2 separate regions of the Homo sapiens genome follow, and region 2 is linked to region 1. A link is a contact called in ENCODE Hi-C or POLR2A ChIA-PET data. All regions are on one chromosome and are shown on one strand. The core of a region is the stretch at or near the end of the contact, and the rest is flanking DNA. Distances in the headings are between cores, read along the strand shown.

The links. Hi-C counts contacts between places; a loop is a spot of excess contacts on that map. ChIA-PET counts read pairs that join two places held with the same protein, here RNA polymerase II (POLR2A). Pooled maps may share reads with other maps.
Region 2: a loop to region 1 is called in a map of heart left ventricle, with 2.1 times the contacts of the local background. The contact joins two enhancer-like sites. A Hi-C loop is called at or near these places in 4 of 168 maps with a recorded cell type or tissue (GM23248, IMR-90, endothelial cell of hepatic sinusoid and 1 more) and 1 of 50 pooled maps. POLR2A ChIA-PET finds 5 or more read pairs at or near these places in 3 of 52 experiments (AG04449, AG04450 and K562).

Annotation. Positions count from the first base shown.
Region 1 is chr9:18,628,203-18,634,881 of GRCh38, forward strand. The region is part of intron 5 of ADAMTSL1 (ADAMTS like 1); the gene reads left to right. Among named protein-coding and RNA genes, the nearest start is that of MIR3152, 58 kb to the left of the region's middle. Within about 2 kb of position 4,894, at least 6 of the 41 ENCODE cell types and tissues checked have a DNase peak (open chromatin) inside an H3K27ac peak, as active enhancers do.
Region 2 is chr9:18,680,171-18,686,504 of GRCh38, forward strand. It overlaps ADAMTSL1 (ADAMTS like 1), which reads left to right. Exons shown (of 29, transcript NM_001040272.6): 11 at 142-346; 12 at 1,642-1,789; 13 at 4,546-4,630. All of the region lies in intron 1 of LOC102724102 (a long non-coding RNA gene), which reads right to left. Among named protein-coding and RNA genes, the nearest start is that of MIR3152, 110 kb to the left of the region's middle. Within about 2 kb of position 4,586, at least 4 of the 41 ENCODE cell types and tissues checked have a DNase peak (open chromatin) inside an H3K27ac peak, as active enhancers do.

The sequences.
Region 1 (6,679 bases), core at 3,644-6,143:
TTTCTTGCAGAAATACATTTCACCTTTAGATCAGTGACCTATTTTCAGTTATTTTTTGTATAAGGTGTAAGTTTGATAGGTAGCTTGAATTTTTTTTCGTATAGACGCCCAATTCTTCCAGTACCATTTGTTGAAAAAGACAGCCTTTTCTCTTTTGAATTGTCTTTAAACCTTGTCAAAAATCTATTGCCGTTTCTCTGAGGGTCTGTTTCTGGACTCTATTCTGCTATGTGTCTGTCCCTTCATCAATACTCCATTTTTTTTATTACCGTGGCTTTAAGGTAAATCTTAAAATGTGGTAGTGTGATTTCTCCAACTTTGTTCTTGTTTTCAAATTCATTTTGGCTATTCTATTCTGGGTCTTTGTCTTTCCATATAAATTTTACTATCTGCTTGTCCATATCTACAAAAAGTCTTGCTGGGATTTTTTTGTGTTAATTCTACAGATTGATTTGGAGGGGGTAGGAATTGACATCTTTAGCATGTTAAGTCACTCAATCTATAAGGTATGAGAATTTTATGTCTCTGTTTACTTAGGTCTTATTTTATCTCTTTGATTAGCCTTTATTAGCTTTCAGCATGAAGATCGCATATACTTTATATGATTTACATCTGTTGTATTTTTTGTAACTATTGCAAATGGCATTATATTCTCTTTTTTAAAATTAGAGATGAGGTTTCACTATGTTGCCCAGACTGAAGTGCAGTGGCTATTCACAGATGTAATCATAGCACACTACAGACCCACATTCCTTAGCTCAAGTGATCTACCTGCCTCAGCCTCCCAAGTAGCTGGGACTACAGGAGTTACTGCGCTTGGCTTGGCATTGTATTCTTTATTTCCATGTCCAATTATATATTCCTAGTTCACAGAAACATGATTGATTTTTGTGTGTTAGCCGTGTATTATGTAAACTTGATACACTCACTCAATACCTCTGAGTTTTTTGGTAGATGACTGGGATTTTCTCAATAAACAATCATGTTGTTTACAAGTAAGAGTGGTTTTGCCTCTTTTCAATTTGTAAGCCACTTTTTTTTTTGTAGTCTTATTGTACTGGCTACGCATGCAATACAATAGTGAATAGGAATGATGACAATGGAGGTCCTTATCTTATTCCTAATCTTAAGAGGAAAGCATTCAGTTTCTCACCATTGAGTATGATGTTAGCTGTAGGTTTTTATAAATGCCCTTTATCAGATTGAGGAAGTTCCCTTCCTTTCCTGGTTTGCTGAGAGTTAATAACATGAAGGGATGATGAATTTTATTAAATTCTCTTTTACCTCAACTGACAAAGTCCTGTGGTTTTTCTTCTTTAGATTGTTATTGTGATGAATTACATTAATTGGTTTTTAAATAACCAACTCTGCATTTCTGGGATAAAGTGTACTTGGTCATGGTGTATTATTCTTTATATAGATTTCTAGTTTGATTCGGCAGTATTTTGTTGAGGCTTTTTATCTGTGTTCATGAGAGATACTGGTCTGTCGTATTCTTTTTTGTATTGTCTTTGTTTGGTGTTAGTATTAGCACAAAATGGCCTCAAACGATGAGTAGAGAAGTAATTGCTTGTCTTCTTTTTTTCTGGAAGAGATTGTATGGAATTGAATATATTTATTCTTTAAATGGCTGCTACCATGCCCCAGTGAAATTTTCTGGATCTGGAGATTTATTTTTCAGTATGTAACCTTATGAACTTATGGAACACCATTATAGTAACTATTTTAATATCCATTCTGTGTTTGGATTGATTGATTTTTCACTTTAATATGTGCTGTTTTTTTTGTTTGTTTGTTTCTTTGCGTGCCTCATTATTTTTTGACTTGATGCCAGACATTACAAATTTTACTTTCTTGGGTACTAGATATTTTTGTATTTCTATAAATATCCTTGAGCTGTGTTCTGGGAGCAGTTAAGTTACTGAAATCAGTTTGAACCTTTGGGGTCTTAAAATGTGGTAGACAGGACCAAAGCCATGTTTGGTCTAGAGCTAATTGTACCCTTTTACTGAGGCGGGACCTTTCTGAGTAGACTACTTAATGTTCCATGACTTACAAAGTTTGTCACTTTGGCTGATGGGATAAGATACTATTCTCAGCCCTGTATGAGCACCGTGTACTCTTCTCTATAATTCTTTTGTGTAGTTCTTTCCCCAGGCCGGGTAATTTCCTCACACTTATGTATTGATTAGTATGCTGCTGGCTACTTTAAGGAAACCCTCTTGGGTGTCCAGAGTTGTCCTTCTGTATAGCTCTCTCCTTTCTGTTACTTTGTCCCAGAAATTCTAACTGTTTTTGTCTCCTTGGACTCTTGGCTTTGTCTACTCAATTCAGGGAATCTACTGAGCTCTACAGGTCTTCATACTTCCAAAGCTGTAGCCTAGGAACTCTATCAAGGCAGTAAGCTGGGGCAATGTTGGGCCTTATCTGATGTGTTTCCTGAGTATACAGAATTGCTGCCCTTTTTTGCCTGATGTCCAATATCTTAAAAACCATGGTTTCATCTGACTTTTTGATTGTTTTAGACAGAATATTAAATCTGGTTCCTGTTAGTTCATCTTTGTCAGAAGCAGAAGTCTTGGTGCTGGGCTTTCAATTCAGCTCTGCAATTACATAGAGCTAGCCAACTTTTGACTCCTTCTACGACAATGCAGTTAAGCACCTGTAATTCTGATTCCTCATCTCCCTACAACCTCCACAGCCATTTGGTTCCTAGAGGTTGAATGTGTTCCAATATTGTCTTATAATTTTCTCCCAAGCGGCTGACACTCATTTTGTGAGTTTGATACTGGCTGTTTTGATGTTAGCACCTGTGTAGGCAACGGTATCTATGTCAGGATTATCGCCTGAGTGAGAGGGAATATAAGATACTACTGATTGTGAGATGTATTCTGATTTCATATATGTTAAAGCATGAAAAGTTGTCCCTCTTGGAATCAATGAAATAGGGTATTTTGACAACAGAACTTTTTAACTGATTACATATAAAGATGAAGTAGAGGATGGCTCCAAGTTTTCTGGCCTAGGCAAATGGAAGGATGAAGTTCTCCAGATGGGAATGAGGAGGGCATCTTGTTTGGCCTGTCCAGTATATATCTTCTATTGTGCAATTACAGATAAACCAGGGAGAAAATTGAAAGCCTCAGATGCTCAACTTCTTATTTTGTTGGATATATTTTAAGAGTAATAAAACCGTCACGAAGATGTAAAACATACCATTTAAACCTCCTCAAGATTGGCAGACTATTTTTATACATAGTCAATTGTATTTTAAAATGACTCTCTCATTTTTAAAAATAAAATAAAATAAAGTGTCAGCTCCATAGGCATAGAGGGAAGAGTCTTTAAAAACATGAACTCATCAACGGATCTAAAAATAAGATAAACTCAGATATCAGAATAGGAAATTCTGTCTTTCAAAATATTATCCTCATCACCTTTCTCTGACACAGCTGTGAATCACGCAGAACATCCACATATGACAAGATTTTAAAATGAATATAAAATATTCTATATAGAAAGTTGTGTGATATACATATAGATAGATATTTTTTAAAGAATACTTTTAGGTACAGTCCTTGGGAAGAATTTTCTTGAGAAAAGACATTTGCAACCCATATCTGTGAAATGACAGAATTTATGATTCCCATGGAAATTTTGTTCATTGAATGGAGAAATGGGTTATCTGGTATCTGAAGCAGATCATTTAGAATTGTTGATTAATAAGCTAGAAATATGTCCTGAAGACTGGCATCATGGTTCAGTCAACAAAGCCAGAATAGATTAGGGCAGATGCACTCAATCGTAAAACAGTGTGCCTTTGTAGGAAAGGGCACCCAGAGGAATGTGCAGCACGGTGGGAGAGGATGTGGCCCCTGCCTCGCCAGCTATACTAATGGCATTAATCACCAAGGAGGCAGGTGTTGCCACCAGATTGCTCTCACATCCTAAGAGATCTTAAACACCACTCTGTGCACAATATTGTAATAGATGCCAAGTAGAAGCATCTTCCAATCCATCCCAAATCATTGAGGATTTATCAGAAAGTGAGACAATTATTAATACATAAACAACTCAAAAGTGGCTTTTTATGAACATGCAGAAAATGAAATTTTTAATTGTTTTCCCTATTTTGTTTTTTGTTAAATTAAGAGTACTGTTCCTTAAAGTATGTCCTAAGATATATCAGCTGATTTTAACAGATGACACATAAGAAAAAGTTTTTATGGATAAACATCTTAGGTATACACGGGGTTAAATAGAGTGAAATGGGTTTCTTTGGTGCAGTGCTCCTAAAAAAATGAATGAATATGCTTTGGGAATTTCATCTGTGGGGTGTAGTATTTTGTATTTCCCCCATATTTTATCTTAGATCCCTTTTTCAGGACCATCTCGTGGGGCTAGTGCTTTGTTTATCTTCTTTGTCACTGAATCCCTAGTACCTAGCATGGAGCCTGACACTAAAAGACACTCAAAAAATACTTGTGGAATAAAGTAATGAATTTGCAGATCGTTTAATGTCTGGCCAGGGGTCCATCAGCCCTTTTCAGAATAATATATAAGAGAAGGCTGTGGCTCTTCCTACTTCTGTGCCATGTGCTGCCAACTGCTAGAGTTTGTACCAGCCTGACTTGCTTCATTTCTCTTTGACTAGGTGAGTGCAAGGGGCATCAGGAAATACTATTTCACCTGGTCTACTTTCTCCATATACCCTCTTCCTCAACAACTTTCTAGGAGGTTCTTCTCCTCTCTTTTTTGGGGGTGCATGCTAATGTTACCACACCCTGTCTTCTTTAGGGAACATACAGATATTACAGCATCAGCCAAGAGCTAGGGTATTAATGTTCCAGTTTATGGAATGTGAGTCACTTCCCAGCAGAGCAAGAGGGAGGCTGCATGAGCTGTGTGTGGGTCAGAAGACTGCTGCTGAGCATGGCAGGGCCAAACAGAAAGCTTTCCTTTTACTTGCACTTTATTTGAACTGTGGGTAAACAAAGACTTTCTATTTCTAGAAAGTCCCATTGTTTTAACTGCTTTGAGTTTCTTTTGCAAACTTAAAAAGTCATGTCTTTATGCAAGGCGTTTAAAGCTCTGTAGGCCCAGTCTCGGCCGGGTGTGGTGGCTCACTCCAGTAATCCCAGCATTTTGGGAGGCCGAGGTGGGTGGATCACAAGGTCAGGAGTTCAAGACCTGCCTGGCCAAGATGGTGAAACCCCGTCTCTACTAAAAATACAAAAATTAGCCGGGCTGCAGTGGCAGAAGTCTGTAATCCCAGCTACTTGAGGCTGAGGCAGGAGAATCACTTGAACCCAGGGGGCGGAGGTTGCAGTGAGTCAAGATCACAATCATGCTACTGCACTCTAGCCTGGGTAACAAAGTGAGACTCCATCTCAAAAAACAAACAAACCAAAGAAGCTCTGTAGGCCTAATCTTAACTTTTTTTTTTTTTTTTTTGGTTCCTTTTCTATATTCCCCTTACACTTTTTTCTGTTGTTGTTCTTATATACCACAAATTCTTAGCTCTCTGAAATTCAACAATGTATGACATTAAAAACAGCTATAAGATTTTGTCATGAGTGGAATATTCAACTTTGTAGAGAACTCGATAATGTAACCTCTCCAGGGAAGGAATTGGGAGCATATGATTCTTTTTTCTCATTCAACAGATAATGTGCTAGGGGCCTTGGAGAGTTGAAACACTATTTAAAAAAAAAATAGTTTTTCAATCCCTGTCCTTTAAGAGATTTGGGGTAGAGAGAGGAAAATAATGTTTACAGAATACTTACTGTGTTCCAGGCTATACATCCCTATATCTAGATTCATGTCTATATTTATATCTAGTCACGACAATAGTATAAGGCAAGTTTTGTTTTCCCTGTTTTACAAATGAGGAAACTGAAGATCAGAGAAGTCAGGTAACTTCTGAGATTCACTAATTTAAACTAAATTCTCCTAAAGATAGGATGATAATATTAAGGTTCAGAGAAATTGAGTAACAATTGGGATTATCTTATTTAACCTAAATCCTTCCAATGATAGGATAATTATGTACACTGTTAAAAAAAAATATGTCTGAACAGGCCAGGTGCAGTGGCTTACCCATGCAATCCCAGCACTTTGGGAGGCCGAGGCAGGTGGATCTCTTCAGTTCAGGAGTTCAAGACAAGCGTGGGCAACATGGCAAAACCACATCTCTACAAAATTACAAAAACCATCTGGGCGTAGTGGTGTGCACCTGCAGTCCCAGCTACTTGGGGTGCTGAAGTAGGAGGATCTCTTGAGCCCGGGAAGCTAAGGCTGCAGTGAGCTGTGATCACACTGTGATAGCGAGACCCTATCTCAAAATAATAATAAGGGCTGAGTGCAGTGGCTCACGCCTGTAATCCCAGCACTTTGGGAGGCTGAGGTGAGCGGATCATGAGGTCAGGAGTTCGAGACCAGTCTGGCCAATATAGTGAAACCCCATCTCAACTAAAAATACAAAAATTAGTCAGGCGTGATGGTGGGCGCCTATAATCCCAGCTACTTGGGAGGCTGAGGCAGAAGAATTGCTTGAACCCAGGAAACAGAGGTTGCAGTTGAGCCAAGATCACACCACTGCACTCCAGCCTGGGTGACAGAGCGAGATTCCTCAAAAAAAAAAAAAGAATATGTAAATATATATATATATATTTATATA
Region 2 (6,334 bases), core at 3,336-5,835, 52 kb after region 1:
TAGATGGCTTTTGGTTTTCTGGACCTTAGCCTCTCAGAACCTGATTATACCAATAGACATGGGGAGTGGGTTGGTGGACCAGTCACTGAGGAGGCTTAGCAATGTGCATGTCTGCCCTGATGACTCCCCTTGCTTCTGTAGGTGGGAGGCCACCCCATGGACCGCGTGCTCCTCCTCGTGTGGGGGGGGCATCCAGAGCCGGGCAGTTTCCTGTGTGGAGGAGGACATCCAGGGGCATGTCACTTCAGTGGAAGAGTGGAAATGCATGTACACCCCTAAGATGCCCATCGCGCAGCCCTGCAACATTTTTGACTGCCCTAAATGGCTGGCACAGGAGTGGTCTCCGGTAACTGTGCCTTCTTTCTTTGTTCATTAGGAGAGTAAGTCCACTCTTCCCTCTCATCATCATGGCCCCACCGGGTACCCTGAGCAGCTCCACACTCTTCTTGAGGTGTCTAGAAGCCTACCAGCTTAGCTCCTGGAGTAGGAATGCCCCAAATCCAGCATGACCAAAAGTAAATGATGTTTTTTTAAAGTGTCTTTCTTCAAGTTTCTTCAAGAAGCCTCTATTGTTCCCCAGATAATGTTCCCTCAAATAGCACGGGGAAGCAACTGCCTTTCAAGGGTAATTGAGGCTGAATGAATGATCCCGAATCTGTAAAAGCTGCTTTGATGATAGAGCTCAGTAGACCAGAAGTTTGATTTCATTTTGTATGTATTATGCTTTGTATCCGAAAGGGTCTAAGTGGATTAATATTAAAACTATGTATATTAATCATTGGAGAAGGGGGAAGAGGAAATGAAAATAGCACAAAAATTAAAATTGGAACGAAGTAAGATAATTAAAACAAAAAACTTATAGATGTTAGGAAACCTGCTGTAATTAAACATAAAATGTCATTCAGGGTTTCCTGACTGCTAATGCAGAAAGGAAAATCGTAAAGGAAACAGAAAGATGAAATAAGCCATTGTGCCCTCCGCCTCAGAAATGACAAAAGACTCTTCACTGAGCCCTGTGGCTTCATGGCAGCAGATCAGAGCTGTGACATTTTCTACATCTAGACATGCTACCAGACATGGGGAACCATTAGAGGTGCAATCTACATTGGGCATCTGGTCATTCAATCTGTTTTTTTAAATGTTATTTTTGCCTTTCAATGTAATCAATTGGATTAACAATGCTGCAATATAATTTAGCTATAATCGTAGTTTAAATTTTTTGATATCCATGTAGGGGTATTTCCCATATTTTTGGAAGTAGCGGTCATTAGCAAAGTAACTAAATAAAATACAGTGCTGGTAGTCAAAATTAAGCACACTCTACAGTCTCTTTTCTCCTTTCTTCTTTTTGGTGCTTGGTTTGAGACTTTGCACACAGTGGGTACTTAAAGATTGCTGACTGATTAATCCAAAGCTATGGAATTGAAAGTGATTTAATTTTCAGCGAGCTTCACCTCAAATAGCCAAATAGAACAAAGATCCCTTGACTGGTAAGAAGTGGTATAAATTTACCAGGAGTCCTCGTGTGGGGGGGGGGGGCGGGGAAAAAGAAAACTTAGATTAAAAGTTTTCGATGGGAAGTGAAGAAAAGTAAACAAGGCTTTGCCTACGAGTCTCCTCTCTCTTGCAATCTCTTTCCAGTGCACAGTGACATGTGGCCAGGGCCTCAGATACCGTGTGGTCCTCTGCATCGACCATCGAGGAATGCACACAGGAGGCTGTAGCCCAAAAACAAAGCCCCACATAAAAGAGGAATGCATCGTACCCACTCCCTGCTATAAACCCAAAGGTAACTTGACAGGTGCTCTATTACCAGCCTGTTAATTGTTGTGTGTAGTCAGGTGTGTTTTAAACTCCTTGGAATATTTTTAAGTATCCCAAGTATTCTTAGTAAGAATTCTTTATAACTTAAACTCTACTAAAGGAATTTGATTATCTTAAAGAATCTTTCAAGTGATTTTGATTGCAAAATTTCATTAACCACTACATGTAGAAATATATTTATATAATTATCTCCCAAGTCATAAAGTTGTTTGAGGACTATTGCTGAAGAATACGGATGTACCTGCTTAAAGGGAGACCAGATATTCTAGAAATATATGTTTGATTTACTATCCACATTTCTTGCCTTTAAAAACAAGGGAGTGAATCCAAGTATGTCTATTTTGCTAAGGCTGAAGTACATTGGGAAGTCTCATACTTCAAACTGATGAAACAGAAAACTGTCACTTTTTATATTGAAAATTAAAACATTAATATGAGACTGAATTCCAGAACCATAATTTAAAATATATCAGAATTTAAAAGATATTGCAATAATTTATAAAAAAGAAATTTTAGGAAAGTGTAGAACTAAGCATTTAGTGAGCCAGACTTATAATTACACTGGATATCTCAGATTAGCAAGAATATGAATTTGATTTCTGTACAAGTATTGTTACTTGTCTGTGTCAATGGAAAAGAAAAATTCAAAGTCACAAACCATTCAGAAGTAAAGAACTCTTTAAACCCCCTTTAATTTTTAATATTAAATATGGCTCCCATTTCTTTATTTTTTAAGCCATTAAATTTCTCTGAAAAATCAGTCACAGTGTAGCTCTTTATTATACTATAGGTGGCCCTAATTGCAACTGAATGGCATCATAAAATCTAAATTAATGATATAAAAGGAAACAAAAAAAAACAGAAATCCTGATTAACTTTAATAAATGCATCTCTCTCGAAGCCTTGGTTTCCTCCTCTGTAAAATGGGTGTAATAATAGTATCTAAATCAGAGATCATGCGTAGGTTAAATGAGATATAACATAAACAGGGTGGTTAACCTAGTGCCTGCAATATAGTAACTTCTACATACAGTAAGTTACTTTTAACTCCTGACTATCGTCAGTGCCCTCAACTATGGGAGGAGGTTGCCACAGGTGCGTCTGACAGGATTTAGTTCAAAACAGCAATAAAGTATTACAAGCTTACTATGAGTGCCAAACTGAATGCTTCCTTATTGAAAGACAGAGAGCTAACTATGCCACCAGAGACAGCTTCATTTACTGAGGTTTTTTTTGTTTTTTTTTTTTGAGACGGAGTCTCACTCTGTTGCCCAGGCTGGAGTTCAGTGGCGTGATCTCGGCTCACTGCAACCTCTGCCTCCCAGGCTGAGGCGATTCTCCTACTTCAGCCTCCGGAGTAACTGGGATTACAGGCGCATGCTGCCGTGCCCAGCTAATTTTTTGTATTTTTTTTTTTTGGTAGAGACGGGGTTTCACCTTGTTGCCCAGGCTGGTCTCGAACTCCTGAGCTCAGGTAATCGCCTCGGCCTCCCAAAGTGCTAGGATTACAGGCGTGAGCCTCCACGCCCAGCCGACTGAGTCATTTACTGGGATAGTTGGAGTAGTTGTAAAATGATGTATGTATAGGTACGGTGTTGCTGTGTTTAAAATGTTAGCAAATCATTTTGGCTTTGGCAGTTTTATATTTCTCACTTGCTTTGTTTTTTGACTATAAATAATTGCTGTGCATAGAGAACAAGAAGTGATGCCCCTAACTTAAAATAGTCAATTGTTTATTAGCTTTATCTTTACCAAGCCACTTCAGAGAAAGAAAAGCAGTTTGCAGTTAACTATCAAGAATCAAGTCTGGATTTTCACAACCAAGGAGTGAGCCTGGCTCTCTAAACATCATTAAAATACCATATAATTCTATGGTGCATATATGTATAGACATATTTCTTTCATCTTTGCAATTGTATGTTATAAAATGGTGATAGAGCATCATTGGCTCATACTATAAAGGCAAATATCCCCATAAATGACCCTAATAAATATGCTAGAATGGGAATCTTGGCAGTTACTTCTGTAAGAGCCGTTAGAACATCCCTCTTCATTTTTCTCCTCCACAATTTTTTTCCCAGGAAGTAACTAGGAAGTTTGTTTTGAATTGTTTGGCCAAAGCTAGATAAATAGGTGAAATAAGTCAAATTATGTGTTATGAACCCTCATTTGCACATATTCCAATTGTCAGTGAGCCTTGGGGTAGTACTGAATGAGTCAGATATCTAAATCAATGTTTTGTGAATTTCAGAGTGAAAGAGTTTGTTTTTGGCAATGTGACATAGATCACACTTAGCTAAAAGGCAAAAAAAAAAAAGTTAGAATTTATGAAAATATCACAATATAATTGACTGTACTTTGTTTTCCAAGGTAAATGCTGCTCTATCTTTTCAAGAGGGAATGGTAAAAAGATACTTCGATGATTCTTTATATGCATATTGAGCTAGTGCTCCTACACTTACAACTTTCATAATAAAATGACTTTCCTTTGCTATTCATCATAATAAAGAGAAAGCTTGCACACAAACTAGTATTATTAAACATTTTAAAATTCGACTTTATTTTTCTAGATATAACCATCATCAGAGGCAGCAATTTACCCAAAAACTTATTCGTGTTGGTCAACGTAGTAACTTCTTGGTGAGGAGAATAAGGAATTTTCCTAAAATCCCAGATTGGTTCTAACCTCTTCTTTTGTATGTGCATGCACTGAATTCTCAGAGAAACTTCCAGTCGAGGCCAAGTTGCCATGGTTCAAACAAGCTCAAGAGCTAGAAGAAGGAGCTGCTGTGTCAGAGGAGCCCTCGTAAGTTGTAAAAGCACAGACTGTTCTATATTTGAAACTGTTTTGTTTAAAGAAAGCAGTGTCTCACTGGTTGTAGCTTTCATGGGTTCTGAACTAAGTGTAATCATCTCACCAAAGCTTTTTGGCTCTCAAATTAAAGATTGATTAGTTTCAAAAAGTGTTTGTCAAAGCTGATGATTGCATTGTAAATACTTCTGTTTTGCCTAAAGTAAGAAAATGAAGGTGTAGTGCTTACCCTCTTCTCCAAAATCTGACCTCCTCTCTTCTCTGCGCAAGGGGCCAAAGGTGAGAAGGCCCAGGCTGCAGCTGATGATATAACATAGATTTGATGCCAAAGTCTGAGCTGCTTTTCACACTCTCCCAGTTTTGCAATACAGTCACAAAAATTAAAGAGCAAGTAAAGTATACCTGAGGGCAAAGGAAGTTCATTAACTTTTCTTTTCCCTTTCTTCCTGGGATTGGTATCAGGGATGGACCTGCTTATTTGCCCCACTTGATTATGTCCCATGTCTACTCAATTTTATCAAGTCCATGGAATCTGTAAAACCGTGAGGCCCAGATTTGCCAGTGTCTTCAGAAGAGGAAACAAATAGGAGAGACAAAAGTAGATTAAGTGGATGATTGATAAGTTTATGTATTGATTTCATTAGAAAACACTGATAGGCATAGCTGCTACATCACTTTTACAAACGAGGGGATACAATTGATTGAAAAATTTCATCTATGACCCAAGAAATTTCTCAGGTTGAAAAATTTTCTAAATTAATTCATTTAATGTAAGTTCTAAGCTCTGTGCTATTCACTGGCACTTAAGATAACTCATCCACCCTCCAAGAGTTAATAGTGGAGCATGTAGGATATAAAATGATTTCCAAATTTTACTGGAGATATAAATTAACGTTGCAACCTATTTAAATGCAATTTAGAATTTTCTCAGATTCATTCTGTTTGAATCTAAATCTGATGTGGTTTGCCAGAACACAACTGTGTTCCTGAGTGCACAAGAAATCCAAAATATAGATTTGTACCATAACCAAAGGTCACTTGTAAAGAAACTATATTCTGTCATTTGATTTCACATACACCAAAAGGATGCACACATTAGAAAACACTTTTTTTCCCTATTTTTTTTTTTTGAGATAGGGTCTCACTCTGTCACCCGGGCATGGATGTAGTGGCACGGTCATAACTCACTGCAGCTTTCACCTGCCAGGCTCAATGAATTCTCTCACCTCAGCCTACCGAGTAGCTGGGACTACAGGTGCAGGCCACCACACCAGGCTATGTTTTTAATTTTTTTTGCAGAGACTGGGGTTCTCCATGTTTCCCAGGCTGGTCTCAAACTCCTGACCTCAAGCAATCCGCCTGCCTCAGCCTCCCAAAGTACTGGGATTGCAGGCGTGAGCCACAGCGCCTGGCCCGGGAAAACACATATTTTTACTTAGAAGGATAATTAAGCAAACATAAATTATTTCTGTACTGTAAAGTTACTACAGCAAACTTTTTGACTTCTTTGAGAAAAAGCAACTAACCACTGCAGAACTTTGGAGGAAAGGGAGTGATTAAAGATCACAGTGTAACCTTGGAATGAAAATATAAAGGCTTACAATTTTTTGCTTCTCCTCTGCCAGTACCTGATTTGACAGGCCTTTTTGTTGCTGAGGAGTAAATAAGCAGTTCTTTTTAGGGGGGCATTAATAACTT